Linked DNA regions of Homo sapiens: region 2 is linked to region 1. A link is an interaction called in ENCODE POLR2A ChIA-PET data of the cell type or tissue named here. Cell type or tissue: A673. All regions are shown on one strand.

The links. Peaks named below come from ENCODE experiments on the same cell type or tissue, not always from the same donor. Only the 100,000 strongest peaks of a DNase experiment are listed, where the experiment ranks them.
Region 2: POLR2A ChIA-PET joins it to region 1 with 5 read pairs; 2 of 35 experiments call an interaction of 5 or more read pairs at or near these places.

What each region holds. Positions count from the first base shown.
Region 1 is chr3:194,815,498-194,817,997 of GRCh38, reverse strand. All of the region lies in intron 3 of LOC105374292 (a long non-coding RNA gene), which reads right to left. Among named protein-coding and RNA genes, the nearest start is that of LINC01972, 48 kb to the right of the region's middle. In A673, no CTCF peak of the experiment used is centred here; DNase peaks (open chromatin) are centred at 747 and 1,097.
Region 2 is chr3:195,686,189-195,688,688 of GRCh38, reverse strand. MIR570HG (MIR570 host gene) reads right to left here and starts at 191. Exons shown (of 5, transcript NR_122105.1): 1 at 1-191. It also overlaps the pseudogene SDHAP2. In A673, no CTCF peak of the experiment used is centred here; a DNase peak (open chromatin) is centred at 1,098.

The sequences.
Region 1 (2,500 bases):
CCTGTGCGGCACCCCACTACCCTCCATTGATCCTAGTGGCCCTCAAGTCAAAGTCCCTTCTGTTAAACTTATTTAGAAAGTGAATCTCCATTCTCCTGCTGGCTCTGGTGGGAAAGGGCTGGGGAGAGAAGGAGTGTGAGTCTCTGTGTGAGGCGGGGTAAGGAGCACGCACGATCGACCCACAGTCAGACTTGGAAACAGTGCCCCTCTTCTCCTGTCTGAGGTACATCCTGACCTCTGCAGGTTGGGCAAGAGGCTAGTTCAGGCCACAGAGGTGGCTCCCAGCCATTTGATCCAGAAATTCTGTCATCCCATGTGTCTGTGTCATGGTCTGGAAGAGGCTGCAGGGGCTGCTGCTGGCATGGCCCCTGACCCTGTGGATTTCCCCACCTGGAGCTGGAGTAAGGCCTACACTGGGGCCATCTGAAGTGCAGGGTTGAGGCAGAGACTTGGACTGCCCAGCTGTATGGGAGATTCTGCACCTAACGTTCAGTTGACTGGAAGACTAGGAACAACTCACTTTCCGTGTTTATTCTGCGCTTATAAAATGGGAACTGCTCATTCAGACAGGGAACAGGGATGCAGCTTTGTTCCCTAATCCAGATCACAAAACAGATTAAGACAGTCCTGGAGAGTTCCACCTTCACCAGTATCTGCTAGACTCATAACCCATTAGGAGTAGTGTGCTAAGAGGTTCTTTGCCTTTCCTGGCTGAGTTTTATGTCCCAGTAGGCGGAAGAGGCAAGTGCCTTTAGCTCACTGCTGGTTATAAAAGTCAAGCCGATAATGTAAAGAATTCTTATGCTGGATTCTTTGCTCAGCTTCTGACCCCAGTCCCAGGTTCCCACTGGCAATTATATCTAAGTTGCCTTCTCCTACACGTAAAATAACACCTGTCTAGGTTAATACCTATCCCTACAAACTATAACCAAATATACTCGTACACCCAAACTTAGACAAACTTTTACACATACTAAATCTTCACAATCTGTGTATAAACTATAAACTAAAGTACTAACTTAACACAGTCTAATAAAACCCTCTAAAAGTCTACCCCCCGGCGATAATCCTCAATAAAACGTTGAAATAAAACTAACTTTAATTCTTTAAAAGCTTACTTCTTTCTTTAGTCAACAAAACTTAATGGAGCCAAGTGATGGTGTATCCGGACAGATGGAGCAGCAGGAAGAGGCAGAGACACCCACTCAGACCTTTACCCCAGGGGGAAGCAGCGGGCCAGGAGTCAGAATGCTCAGGGTTTGTAGTCAGTTTCCCTCTTACCAGCTAGTGACCGCAGGCAGATCAAAATCCATAAAGCGGGGCAGCTTTGGAGTAGTCTAAACCTGGGTTTGAATCCTGGTTCTGCCACTCACTCTATGTGTGACCCTGGACCTTGGAGAGTTAAGCTGTCTAACCCTCGCTTTAGCTATTATTAAAATGAGGAATGATAGCACCCTTCAGTTACTGGGTGGCTGTGAGGATTAGAGGGGCTCATGCTTGTAAGGGACTTAGCACCCTGTATGGCACTTAGGAAATACTCCAGTAAGGGTTCTGTTGACGATGAACGTGATCCTAACGAATAGAACAGACACTGCGAGCTCAAAAGAACATCATCTTGCCTCGACGGTTTGCTTACCTATAAAATGGCAATACTGCTTTAATCCCTACCCAGTTTTCCTCACATTGTTGTTTTGGGGATCAAATGAACTGAAGCAATGGGTCTCAAGTACAGATCTTCGGAGAGTTGTCAGCATATGACACAGTTCTCACCAAACTGAATAATGGGGAAATGAAAAAAATCACAATGTAGTTTTTTTTTGGAGATGGAGTCTCAGTCTGTCACTCAAGCTGGAGTGCAATGGCGCAATCTAGGCTCACTGCAACCTCCGTCTCCCGGGTTCAAGTAATTCTCCTGCCTCAGTCTCCTGAGCAGCTGGGATCACAGGCACCTGCCACCAGACCCAGCTAATTTCTTTGTATTTTTAGTAGATAGGGGGTTTCACCATGTTGGCCAGACTGGTCTTGAACTCATGACCTCAGGTAATCCACCTGCCTTGGCCTCCCAAAGTGCTGGGATTACAGACGTGAGCCACTGCGCCTGGCCTGTAGTACGTGTTTTACAAATTGAATTGTTCCCAACTTTAAAAGGCTGCATTATCCTGATATTATGTCATTTCTAATCTGAGTGTGTGCGTGTGCGTGTGTGTGATTGTGTGTGAAGTTATCCCTTTTTAATGAAAGTATGGTACTAATGAATGATAGTTTGTTTCAATGGACTTGCTCAGAAAAATAAAAGTTGTCAACCCTGTACTGATCCCTTGTTTTCTGGAAATCTTACTAGTCTGTGAAAAAAAAAAAAAAAAACCTCTATAAGGAAACCTGCAAGATAATAAGTTTGAGCTTTCCCGTCATAAGATTCTGTATGGAGATAACAAAAAGAACAGCACCTCATATTGAGTGAGTCCCTACCACATGCCAAGGGTGGCTGGAGATGGCTACA
Region 2 (2,500 bases), 870 kb before region 1:
ATGCGCTTTATTTGGCTTCTCTTACGCAGCGTAGTGACTTTCAGATTTATTCAAGCTGCTGCGTGCGCCAACAGTCCACTCCTTCCTAGTGCTGAGGCCCCCATCACATGAGCACAACTGTTTCTTGTGTGTGATGTGTTGTCCTCTGGCTGTGCACTGCCAAAAAAGACATCATTAAAAAAAATTTAAATATAATGTAAGACCTGCCTTGTCTTAGGAAACGTTTTTCTGGCAGTGGCTCACACCTATAATCCCAATACTCTGGGAGGCTGAGGCAGGAGGACTGCTTGAGCCCAGGAGTTTGGGACCAGCCTGGGCAAGAGGGTGAAACCCTGTCTCTAAAAATTAGCCAGGCATGGTGGCTCACACCTGTAGTCTCAGCTCTTAGGGAGGCTGAGGTGGGAGGACTGCTGGAGCCCAGGAGGTGGAGGCTGCAGTGAGCCGAGATCACACCACTGCACTCCAGCCTGGGCAGCATGGCAAGACTCTGTCTCGACCAAGAAAAAAACAAAAAATTAACAGAAGGAAAAACAAAACGGCTTTCTTATCAAAAATACACTTTAAGAACAAATTTATAATATTAAGTTGCTGCAAAAGTAATTGTGCCTTTTACCATTGAAAGCAATGGCAAATACTGCAATTACTTTTGCTCCAACCTAATATTATTTTCTAATGACAAACTTGGAAATAACTGTCATTGCTCTCTAAAAAGAACAGCCTAAAAATAAAGCAGCAGCCCATTTACTTCTATGCCAGTTCTTTTAGCATTTGGTTATTTAAACCGGCAGTCCCTAACCTTTTTGGCACCAGGGACTGGTTTCACGGAAGACACTTTTTCCACTGACAAGTGTGGGGATGGTTTGGAGATGAAACGGTTCCATCTCAGATCATCAGTATTAGATTCTCATAAGCGGGGCATAACCTAGATCCTTCTCATGCGCAGTTCACAACAGGATTCCACTCCTATGAGAATCTAATGCCACCACTGATCTGACAGGAGGCGGAGCTCACACAGCAATGATATGACAGGGGCGGAGCTCACAATAATGATATGACAGGGGGCGGAGCTCACACAGTAATGATATGACAGGGGGCGGAGCTCACACAGTAATGACAGGGGGCGGAGCTCACACAGTAATGATGACAGCGGGCGGAGCTCACACAGTAATGCTCTGGCAGGGGGCGGAGCTCACACAGTAATGCTCTGGCAGGGGGCGGAGCTCACACAGTAATGATGACAGGGGGCGGAGCTCACACAGTAATGATGACAGGGGGCAGAGCTCACAGTAATGCTCTGGCAGGGGGCGGAGCTCACACAGTAATGCTCTGGCAGGGGGCGGAGCTCACACAGTAATGCTGACGGGGGTGGAGCTCACACAGTAATGCTGACAGGGGGTGGAGCTCACACAGTAATACTCTGGCAGGGGGCGGAGCTCACACAGCAATGCTCTGACAGGGGGCAGAGCTCACACAGTAATGCTCTGGCAGGGGGCGGAGCTCACACAGTAATGCCGACGGGGGTGGAGCTCACACAGTAATGCTGACAGGGGGTGGAGCTCACACAGTAATACTCTGGCAGGGGGCGGAGCTCACACAGCAATGCTCTGACGGGGCAGAGCTCACACAGTAATACTCTGGCAGGGGGCGGAGCTCACACAGTAATGCTCTGACAGGGGGCGGAGCTCACACAGTAATCTCTGGCAGGGGGCGGAGCTCACACAGTAATGCTCTGCCAGGGGGCGGAGCTCACACAGTAATGCTCTGCCAGGGGGCGGAGCTCACACAGTAATCTCTGGCAGGGGGCGGAGCTCACACAGTAATGCTCTGACAGGGGGCGGAGCTCACACAGTAATGCTCTGGCAGGGGGCGGAGCTCACACAGTAATGCTCTGGCAGGGGGTGGAGCTCACACAGTAATGCTCTGGCAGGGGGCGGAGCTCACACAGTAATGCTCACTGGCTGGCTGCTCACCTCCTACTGTGTGGCCTGGTTCCTAACAGGCCATGGACTGGAACAATCTGTGGCCTGGGGATTGGGGACCCCTGATTTAAAGAATCGAGGACACACTCACCTAGCAAACCATCTGCTAAGAAAAAAGGAGGAAAAGCACCAACATTAATTTGAACTTAGAAATAAACTACAAGGCCAGACATGGTGGTTCACACCTATAATTCCAGCACTTCGGGAGGCCAAGGAGGAACGATCACTTAAGCCCAGCAGTTTGAGACCAGCCTAGGCAACAAAGTGAGACCCTGTCCCTACAATTACAAAATAAATGAGCTGGGCGTGGTGGTGCACACCTGTAGCCCCAGCTACTTAGAAGGCTGAGTCGGGAAGATCACCTGAGCTGCCCAGGAGTTTGAGGCTGCAGTGAGCTGAGACTGCACCAACCCTGTCTCAAAAAAAAAAAAAAAAAAAAGAAACTGCAACAAAATATCTGGATTTTGATGTAACAGAATACAAAGATAATTACATTTGATTTTTAGGTCAACAAATATGAC